Linked DNA regions of Homo sapiens: region 2 is linked to region 1. A link is an interaction called in ENCODE POLR2A ChIA-PET data of the cell type or tissue named here. Cell type or tissue: Panc1. All regions are shown on one strand. Each heading gives the region's core, and the rest is flanking DNA. Links, peaks and the distances in the headings are about the cores only.

The links. ChIA-PET counts read pairs that join two places held together with the same protein. Peaks named below come from ENCODE experiments on the same cell type or tissue, not always from the same donor. Only the 100,000 strongest peaks of a DNase experiment are listed, where the experiment ranks them.
Region 2: POLR2A ChIA-PET joins it to region 1 with 20 read pairs; 3 of 35 experiments call an interaction of 5 or more read pairs at or near these places.

The regions. Positions count from the first base shown.
Region 1 is chr16:4,770,162-4,775,581 of GRCh38, reverse strand. No RefSeq gene overlaps it. Among named protein-coding and RNA genes, the nearest start is that of ZNF500, 5.7 kb to the right of the region's middle. In Panc1, for the core only: no CTCF peak of the experiment used is centred there; no DNase peak of the experiment used is centred there.
Region 2 is chr16:4,910,366-4,915,785 of GRCh38, reverse strand. It overlaps PPL (periplakin), which reads left to right. Exons shown (of 22, transcript NM_002705.5): 2 at 4,837-4,936. LOC124903637 (a long non-coding RNA gene) reads right to left here. Exons shown (of 3, transcript XR_007064965.1): 2 at 3,255-3,335; 3 at 1,338-1,425. It overlaps LOC105371064 (a long non-coding RNA gene), which reads right to left and starts at 723. Exons shown (of 4, transcript XR_933028.3): 1 at 1-723. In Panc1, for the core only: no CTCF peak of the experiment used is centred there; no DNase peak of the experiment used is centred there.

The sequences.
Region 1 (5,420 bases), core at 335-5,334:
GCTACATTAGTCATTAGTTTGGTAATAAAAGAAAGGGCTACCCCTCTAATCTAGGAAGCTGGGTGCAAGGTGAGCCTTCAACAAATGACAACAATGAGTAGCAGTTTTGTTCCAACTAAAAGTCACCTTCTCCCTGAAGCCCTCCTTGCCTTCCCCAGGCAACCCACTCACTGCCCCCTCTGAGTGTGTGTCACCTAGTTTGTTTCCTGGTCAGTCTCCCCCATTAGGCTGGAAACATAGTGAGGGCAGAGATATGTCAGTTTCATCCCTGCATCCAGTGCATGGCAGGTGGTAAGAACAGGGCTGCTGACTGAACAGAACGGACCCTGCATTGCCTGCCCTACAGCGATCTGCTGGTTGAATTCACAAACCAGCTTCTCCACCCACACCGCAGGCTGACTCCAGGACTGGGGAGCTTCCAGAGCCCGTGGGCACTCAAACCACCCACGACCAACATCTGAGTTGGCTGAGACACTGGCCCACGTCACAGCACATCCCAAGGTTTAAGATTAGCCCTGGGCCCGTCCGGGAGGGAGGTGGGGGTGTCAGCCCCCCGCCCGGCCAGCCGCCCCGTCCGGGAGGGAGGTGGGGGGGTCAGCCCCCCGCCCGGCCAGCCGCCCCGTCCGGGAGGTGAGGGGCGCCTCTGCCCGGCCGCCCCTACTGGGAAGTGAGGAGCCCCTCTGCCTGGCCACCACCCCGTCTGGGAGGTGTACCCAACAGCTCATTGAGAATGGGCCATGATGACAATGGCGGTTTTGTGGAATAGAAAGGGGGGGAAGGTGGGGAAAAGATTGAGAAATCGGATGGTTGCCGTGTCTGTGTAGAAAGGGGTAGACATGGGAGACTTTTCATTTTGTTCTGTACTAAGAAAAATTCTTCTGCCTTGGGATCCTGTTGATCTGTGACCTTACCCCCAACCCTGTGCTCTCTGAAACATGTGCTGTGTCCACTCAGGGTTAAATGGATTAAGGGCGGTGCAAGATGTGCTTTGTTAAACAGATGCTTGAAGGCAGCATGCTCGTTAAGAGTCATCACCAATCCCTAATCTCAAGTAATCAGGGACACAAACACTGCGGAAGGCCGCAGGGTCCTCTGCCTAGGAAAACCAGAGACCTTTGTTCACTTGTTTATCTGCTGACCTTCCCTCCACTATTGTCCCATGACCCTGCCAAATCCCCCTCTGCGAGAAACACCCAAGAATGATCAATAAAAAAATAAAATAAAATAATAAAAATAAATAAAAAAAAAAGATTAGCCCTGGGCAATATGGAAACATCTACAGCATTTCAAAAGCACACACCCTTTGGCTCAGCCGTTGCATTTCTAGGAATACATCTCACAGACCAGGTTTCTCAACCTCTGCACCACCAGCACTTGTGCTAGATCATTCTATTTCTTCTCCTTCTTCTTCCTCTTCTTCCTCTTCTTCTTCTTCTTTTTGAGACAGGGTCTTGCTCTACTGCCCAGGTTGGAATGCGGTGGCTCAATCATAGTTCACTGCAGCCTCAACGTCTCAGGCCCAAGTGATCCTCCCACCTCAGCCTCCTGAGTAGCTGGGACTACAGGCACATGCCACCACACCCAGCTAATTTTTTTTTTTTTTTTAAGATGGAGTTTCGCTCTTGTCACCCAGGCTGGAATGCAATGGCACAATATTGGCTCACTGCAACTCTGCCTCCCGGGTTCAAGAGATTCTCCCGCCTCAGCCTCCCTACTAGCTGGGATCATGGGTGCGTACCACCATGCCCGGCTAATTTTTGTATTTTTAGTAGAGACAGGGTTTCACCATGTTGGCCAGGCTGGTCTTGAACTCCCGGCTTCAGGTGATCTGCCCACCTCAGCCTCCCGAATAGCTGGGATTACAGGCTCCCGCCACCACACCCGGCTAATTTTTGTATTTTTAGTAGAGACGGGGTTTCACCATGTTGAGTAGGCTGGTCTCAAACTCCTGACCTCATGATCCGCCCGTCCCGGCCTCCCAAAGTGCTGGGATTACAGGCATGAGCCACAGTGCCAGGCTTTTTTTTTTTTTTTTTTTGAAAGTTAATCAAGAAGGCTGGGTCATGCCTGTGTAATCCCAGTACTTTGGGAGGCTGAGGTGGGCAGATCACCTGAAGCCGGGAGTTCAAGACCAGCCTGGCCAACAAGGTGAAACCCTGTCTCTACTAAAAATACAAAAATTAGCCGGGCATGGTGGCACGCACCCATGATCCTAGCTACTAGGGAGGCTGAGGCGGGAGAATCGCTTGAACCTGGGAGATGGAGGTTACAGTGAGCCAAGATCGCACCACTGCACTCCAGCCTGGCCAATAGAGTGAGACTCTGCCTCAAAAAAAGTTTATTAAGAAAGCAAAGGGGCCGGGTGCTGTGGCTTATGCCTGTCATCCTAGCACTTTGGGAGGCCAAGGTGGGTGGATCACGAGGTCAGGAGATCGAGACCATCCTGGCTAACATGGTGAAACCCCGTCTCTACTAAAAATACAAAAAATTAGCCAGGCATGGTGGCGGGCGCCTGTAGTCCCAGCTACTCAGGAGGCTGAGGCAGGAGAATGGCGTGAACCTGGGAGGCGGAGCTTGCAGTGAGTGGAGATCACGCCACTGCGCTCCAGCCTGGGCGAGAGAACGAAACTCTGTCTCAAAAAAAAAAAAACAAAAAAAAAAACGAAAGCAAAGGAATAAAAGAATGACTACTCCACAGGCAAAGCAGCCAAAGATTTTTTTTTCTTCTTTTGAGATGGGTTCTAGCTGTCACTGAACCTGGAATTCCGTGGGCATGATCTCAGCTCACTGCAACCTCTGCCTCCTGGGCTCAAGCGATCCTCCCACCTCAGCCTCCCAAGTAGCTAGGACCACAGGTGCATGCCACCATGCCCAGCTAATTTTTTTTTTTTGGATTTTTGGTAGAAACAGGGTTTTACAATGTTGCCCAGGCTGGTCTCGACCTCCTGAGCTCAAGCCATCTGCCCGCCTCAGCCTCTGAAAGTGCTGGGATTACAGGCTTGAGCCACCGCACTGGGCCCCTCAGCTAATTTTTATCTAGTGTTGTAGAGATAGAATCTCACTATGATGCCGATGCTGGTCATGAACTCCTGGGCTCAAGAGATCCTCCTGCTGCAGCTTCCCAAAGTGCTGGGATTACAGGCACGAGCCACCTCACCCAGTCTAGATCATTCTTTGTGGTGGGGACTGTCCTGTACACTGTAGGATGTTTAGTAGCATCCCTGGCCTCCACCCACCAGACACCAGTAGCAACTCTCACTTTGTTGCTAATTAAAAATTATCCTGGGGCCAGGCACAGTGGCTCAAGTCTGTAATCCTGGCACTTTGGGAGGCCGAGGCAGGTGGATCACCTGAGGTCAGGAATTTGAGACTGGCCTGGCCAAAACGGTGAAACCCCGTCTCTACTAAAAATACAAAAATTAGCCAGACGTGGTGGCAGGCGCCTGTAATCCCAGCTACTCGGGAGGCTGAGGCAGGAGAATTGCTTGAACCCGGGAGGCAGAGGTGGCAGTGAGCCAAGATCGTGCCATTGCACTCCAGCCTGGGTGACAGAACAAGACTCTGTCTCAAAAAAAAAAAAAAAAAAAAATTATCCAGGACAAGTCACGTGTCCCCTGGGGGAAGCATAGCACCCCCACATTGTGCACCACTAACTGTTATGCGCATGTGTTAGGGGATCCCCCAAGGCTGTCCAGTGTTGTAAAGGAGGGGAAACAGCCTCCCTGGCCACCCAGAGCACTACATTCCATATGTTTTCACTTCTTGTGGCTGCTGTAACAAATTAGCACAAATGCAGAGGCTTAAAACAACACACGTGTATCCTCCTATAGCTCCAGAGGTCAGGAGTATGAGATCAATATCACTGGGCCAGAATCAAGGTGTCTACAGAGCCCTGCAGCCTCTGGAGGCTCTTTTTGAAGATTTAATTATTTTATTTTTGAGACAGGGTCTCTCTTTGTCACCCAGGCTGGAGTGCAGTGGCACAATCTCAGCTCATCACAACCTCCGCCTCCCAGGCTCAAGAAATCCTCCTGCCTCAGCCCCCCGAGTAGCTGGGATTAGAGGCGTGTACTACCCTGCCTGTCTAATTTTCGCATTTTTAGTAGAGATGGGGTTTCGCCCAGCCCCAGGCTGGTCTTGAACTCCTGGACTCAAGCAATCTGCCCTCCTCGGCCTCCTAAAGTGGTAGGATTACAAGTGTGAGCCACCATACCTGGCCTTCTAATTTTTCTTTTTTCTTTTTTCTTTTTTTTGAGACGGAGTCTCGCTTTGTCACCCAGGCTGGAGTGCAGTGGCGCGATCTTGGCTCGCTGCAACCTCCGTCTCCCGGGTTCACACCATTCTCCTGTCTCAGCCTCCCGAGTAGCTGGGACTACAGGCGCCTGCCACCACGCCCGGCTAATTTTTTGTATTTTTAGTAGAGACGGGGTTTCACCGTGTTAGCCACGATGGCCTCGATCTCCTGACCTCATGACCCACCTGCTTCAGCCTCCCAAAGTGCTGGGATTACAGGTGTGAGCCACCGTGCCCGGCTTTTTTTTTTTTTTTTTTTTTAAGACGGAATCTGGCTCTGTCGCCCAGGCTGGAGTGCAGTGGTGCAATCTTGGCTCACTGCAACCTCCGCCTCCCTGGTTCAAGCTGTTCTTCTACCTCAGCCTCCCTAGTAGCTGGGATTACAGGTGTGTGCCACTATGCCTGGCTAATTTTTTGTATTTTTAATAGAGACGGGGTTTTGCCATGTTGGCCAGGCTGGTCTTGAACTCCTGACCTCAAGTGATCTGCCTGCTTCGGCCTCCCAAAGTGCTGTGATTACAGGCGTGAGCCACCGCACCTGGCCTATTTAAGATTATTTATTAAAACATTTGGTAGGTTTTAATACTTCATGAATACAAATTCAAAATAATGGCTTTTGTTGTTGTTTTTAAAAAGCACATTAATGGCCAGGCGCGGTGGCTCACACCTGATAATTCCAGCACTTTGGGAGGCCAAGGAGGGTGGATCACCTGAGATCAGGAGTTCAAGACCAGCCTGGCCAACATGGTGAAGACCCGTCTCTACTGAAAATACGAAAATTAGCTGGGTGTGGTGGTGCATGCCTGTAATCCCAGGTACTTGGGAGGCTGAGGCAGGAGAATCGCTTGAACTCAGGAGGCGGAGGTCTCAGTGAGCCCAGATTGCGCCACTGCACTCCAGCCTGGGCAACAGTGAGAGTCTGTCTCAAAAAAAAATAAAATAAGTAAAAATAAATAAAAAAATATAAATAAATATAAAAATATAAATATATAAATTAAAAATAAATAAAAAGCACATTAAAACTTGCAGTTTTTGCCCCCTGAACCTTCCCCCCATCACATCCCTCTTCAACGTTTGCCCCATCACCATCCTGAATTTGGTGTTCATCCAAGTCCCAAACATTTCTT
Region 2 (5,420 bases), core at 122-5,121, 140 kb before region 1:
AACACCCAGCTCTCAGGGTTGTCATGAAGATTGAGTCAGAAACAGTGAGGAGCCTGGCACGTAGAGAGTAAGTATTAGCTCATATTACGATGGTGGAGATTGTTATTGGTGTGATTTTCCTAGCATCCCCATGAGTAACTTCTAGCCCAGTCGATCACATGCCTCTGGAGTGAGATTGCTTGCGGGGAGAATCGCGGTTCACCAGCTGTGTGACCCTGAGCAAGTGCTTTGATGTCTCAGAGTCTTGGTTTCTTCATCCCCTTCTTCAAAGGGGCACACCAACCTCCCCGGGGACTTAGGGCAAGGATGATATTGAGCTGGTGCCTGTGAATATGTCTGAGGTCTGGCAAAGCCCACAGCAAGTGGCAAATGCCCAGGATGCCTTTGTGGTCATCGCCAGAGGACAGATGGAGAAGCGGAGGCTGTACGAGGGTAGGGCACTTGCCTGAGGCTGTCTAAGCAGCAAGCAGCCCAGTGGGCCTTGGGCCTGGCCTGTCTGCTCATAGCTTCCTGCTACCGCTCACAGCTTTGTCCCATCAGGAGTCCAAGGTCCCTGAGGCAGTGGTCATTGCCCCACAACTCCCATGTCCTCTGGGGGGCTTCGGCTGGAACAACAGGCCCAGCCAGGATAGAGTCCAGAAGGTGGCTTTTCTTGCATCTGCCACAATCCATGAAAGGGCTGGTTTGGGAGCTGGCCCTGTGCCTGAGGTGGGACTGGGCCCAAGAGAGACAAAGGCCCCCACTTGAGCCACAGTACAGACCCTAACGATGCACTGCAGAGTCAGGGGTTAAATATTTGGGGTGAGACTCACCGCCTCTAGGTGCAGCTGGCCTGGCAGATGGTCAGTGACTGGGGTGGGAGTGTGGGGGCCCAGAAACTCACATTCTCCATGTGGCCTGCCCAACCAGGAAGTGGGGGGTTAGGGAATGAGGGAGGAGTCGGGTGGACCCCTGACCTGGCTGTTCTAGAAGCCCACCTTATCCCTTCTTACCGAGATCCTCCATCCAAAGCCCCCCACTGCTAAGCCTTCCTGGCCACCCCGCCAAACACTGGCTTTCTCCACTGCAGGACTTGTCAGTGCCTTTGCTGGCTCATGAACATATCAAGGATGGGGTTTTCCTAAGTGCCTTGACCAAGGAAGAATAAGACTTGTAAGAGTTGGGTTCCTGGGACCCCACTTTGGGACAGGCTGCCCCCAGTTGACCTTGCAGAAGGTATGGCTTGGGTCCTGTTCCCTCAAGATCCCCCAGCTCCGGTGTATCCAGGTCTGCCACAAAGCTGGCCCTTAAGCAAGGTGTGGAACCTAGACGGATGGATCCCCAGCATGTTGGCTGCTGCCATTTCTGCCCCCAATGCCCCCAACATCAACAGCACCTGCATTGCTGGTCCATGACTCCGGTAGGTGTCCAGGTACCCTGGGGAACCTGCAAAAATAGTAATAATAATACAGCTTCCTGGGCCCAGCTCTGGAGACCTGGGTTCAGCAGGTCTGGGTTAGTGGCCGGGAATCTGAATTTTTCATGCTAGGCCCCAGAACCTTGATCTGGGGAGCATCACTCGAAAGGGCTGGTGGTCCCCTCTGCCTTGACGGTCAAGAACCCCGCCCTGGCCCACCCCACGGGACGTGCCAGGACCTGCCTCTCTCTATGGCGTGTCCTCATTGGAGCCTTCTGCACAGGAACACCAAATTCTTCCTTTTGCTTTAGCACCCAGCCGACACCACCTCCTCCAGGAAGCCTTCAGTGACCACCGCTGTCCCCACCCAGCCAGTCCAGAGGTTCCCCTGGGCATCCCCAGCCTCCAGGCCTGCCTCAGTCTCGTGACTGTTTCTATAAATACTGATTTCCTCCTGGTCTGTGGGGTGGATCAGGGAGGGAGAGGCTTGTCTTTGTGAGGTGCAGGGCCCGCACACAGCAGGTGCTTAATGAGTGTGAGTAGAAGGCAACTTCTGCGTGCCTAGCCACTCAGGCCCCACTGTGGGTCTTCAGTGGAGACAGGGGAGCTATCATCGCTGGCTAACTGGGTGACAATGGCCAAGTTGGTTTCCCTTTCTTTCTTTGTTTAAAGAAAACAACAGAAGGAGGCTGGGCATGGTGGCTCACACCTGTAATCCCAGCTACTCAAAAGGCTGAGGCAGCCGAATCACTTGACCCCAAGAAGTGGAGGTTGCAGCGAGCCAAGATGATACCACTGCACTTCCAGCCTGGGTGACAGAGTGAGACTCGGTCTCAAAACCACAGAGGCAGAGCTGGGTGATCTCTAAGGCTCCTTGACAACTAAAATCACAAACCTTTGTTCAGACTTATTCTGTGCCCGGCTCTATGCACAGTCCTTTGGTAGTGTAACCTCACTTCCATTCATAACCCCTGCCACCCTGGCCCCGGGAAAGGACTGTTACTCTAGTCCATCGGATTGGGAGACAGAGGCACAGATAGGCAAGGGAGCTGGGCCAAGTCACACAGCCACTAAGTGGCTGATGGGAGCCAAGATCTGAACCCACAGCTAACCCCAGGGCCAAAGTCTTAACTAACTCCCATTAGAGCATTTTCCAGAGTGGTCTGTCTGTGGTTCTGGGGGACGGGGGGCAGTAGACAAATGTGACAGGAGGGGACACAGAGACAGTGAGGGAGAGGGCCAGTCTGCTTTCAAGACTTTTTTTTCTTTTCTTGTTTTTTTTTTTCGAGATGGAGTCTCGCTCTGTTACCCAGGCTGGAGTGCAGTGGTGCAATCTCAGCTCACTGCCACCTCCACCTCCCAGGTTCAAGCAGTTCTCCTGCCTCAGCCTCCCGAGTAGCTGGGACTACAGGCGCATGCCACCACACCTAGCTAATTTTTGTATTTTTAGTAGAGATGGGGTTTCACCATGTTGGCCAGGCTGGTCTCAAACTCCTGATCTCAGGTGATTCGCCCGCCTTGGCCTCCCAAAGTGCTGGGATTACAGGTATGAGCCACCACACCGGGCCTCAAGTCTCTTTCAGGCGCTCTGAGAAGATCAGGAGAAAGGCTGGGCCTGACGCCACCACGGCTGTCACACCTCCTGACTTGTAACAGCGGGCAGCCCAGTGTCACCACGGAACCCAGTGCCACTGCGTTCCCATGAAATTTATTTTGGCAGCTAATTCACTCATGGTGAGGGCTTCTGATTTCTGATTAAAATGGGGAGAGAAGTTACCTTTGTAAACACATTTAACTCTAAAATAAAACGAGTAGGTTGAAAGAAAAATATCAGGTAATTAAAAATAAGACTGCTCACACAAAAGCTTGTTCCCGAACGTTCATAGCAGCGTGATTCTCACGATGGCCCAAAGGTGGAAACGGCCCAGATGGTTGTCAGCTGTTGAATGAATAAGCAAAATGTGAAGTAGCCACGTGATGGAATATTATTCAGCCATAAAAAGAATGAAGTTCTAATAGATGCTGCAATATGCACAAAGCTTGAAAACATTATGCTGAGAGAAGGCAGACGCAAAAGGCCACGTGTTGTGTGATTCTATTTATATGAAATGTCCAGAATAGGCAAATCCATAGAGAGAAAAAGTAAATTCCTGGTTGCCAGGGGCTGGAGCGGGTGGGGAATAGGGAGTGACAGCTTGTGGGTGTGGAGCTTTGGGGTGATAAAAATGTCTGGAATGAGATAGTGGTGATGGTTGCACGATTCTGAATGTGTAGTACTAAAAGCCAGTGACTGTGTATTTTAAACAGGTGAATTTTACGGTATGTGAGTTATCTCCCAATTTTTCAAATATGGTGCGTTTTGCCAACATGGCAAAATAGAAGCATTAGAAGCTGGGTGTGCTGGTGGTGCCAGTGGTCCCAGCTACTCAGGAGGTGGAGGTAGGAGGATTGCTTGAGCTCAGGAGTTCGAGGCTATAGTGAACTATGATCACGCCACTGCACTCCAGTCTGGGTGACAGAGTGAGACCCTATCTCTCACAAAAAAATATGTAGTCGGGGCCTGGTGGCTGACATCTGTAATCCCAGCACTTTGGGAGTCCAAGGTGGACGAATTGCTTGAGCTCAGGAGTTCGAGACCAGCCTGGGTGACATGGTGAAACCCCTTCTCTACCAAAAGAAATGTAAAAGTTATGCAGGAGTGGTGGCATGTGCCTGTAGTCCCAGCTACTTGGGAGGCTGGGCTAGGAGGATTGCTTGAGCCTGGGAGATAGAGGCTGCAGTGAGCCATGACTGTGCCGCTACACCCCAGCCTGGGCAAGAGTGTGAGACTCCGTCTCAATAAAATGAATGAATGAATGAATGAATGAACGAATGAATGAATAAAAATAAAAAATAGAAGCATTAGAGAGAATGATCAAAGTGGAGGCTGGGCGGGCGCGGTGGCTCACGCCTGTAATCCCAGCACTTTGGGAGGCCAAGATAGGTGGATCACTTGAGGTCAGGAGTTCAAGACCAGCCTGGCCAACATGGTGGAACCCCATCTCCACTAAAAATACAAAAATTAGCCAGGCTTGGTGGTGCATGCTTGTAATCTCAGCTACTGGGGAGGCTGAGGCATGAGAATCATTTGAACCCAGGAAGTGGAGGTTGCAGTAAGCTGAGATCACGCCACTGCACTTTAGCCTGGGTGACAGAGCAAGACTCCATCTCAAAAAAAAAAAAAAAAAAAAAAAGGAGGCTGACCGCCTGCCAGGCGCTGCCTTGTCTCTGTGGCTTTAGTGATGTTGCCCTATGGGAACAGCCCAACTACCTCAAAGGCTCTGTGGGCAGCTCCTGCTCAGAGCGTGGGGCCGGGGCCAGCCAGAGGATGGGGTGCTGGTGGGGACATAGCCCCCACCCACCAGGCACCCCGCCCATCTCCCCTCGGCTTCTGCCCGCAGCATCTCTAACAAGGAGCTCTCGGAGCTGATCGAGCAGCTGCAGAAGAATGCCGACCAGGTGGAGAAGAACATCGTGGACACAGAGGCCAAGATGCAGAGTGTGAGTGCCCCCACTCCCACTCCCACCTGGGTGCCCCGTGCTGCCAGCCCTGTTCAGGACCAGGATCTGTTTGGAATCGGTGATTCTCACCCAGGGGTGATTGTGGCCCCGAGGGAACATGCAGAGACATTTTGGTTGTCACTGCTTGGAAGGAAGGTCCTCCTGGCGTCCAGTTGGGGAGGGGAGACAGGGATGCTGCTGAACACCCTACCGTGCACTGTAGGGCAGGGGTGCCAAGGTCAGGAAGCCCTGCTCTGTGAGAGGAACCTGGCCATTGTCGTTAATACTAGTACCTCCCGGATACTAAGTTCCTCCCTCTTCCTGGGCCCTGTGGAAAGCGTCTCCTGCCTGGAGGAGTGCCATGGGGTCAGGCTCTATGGAAACAGCCCAGCCTTGTCCTTGCTGGGTGACCTTGGACAAGTGAGCCATCCCACCTCCCCATGAACGAGATTCTCTCTAAGCAGGCAGGAGTGATGGTTCCCAT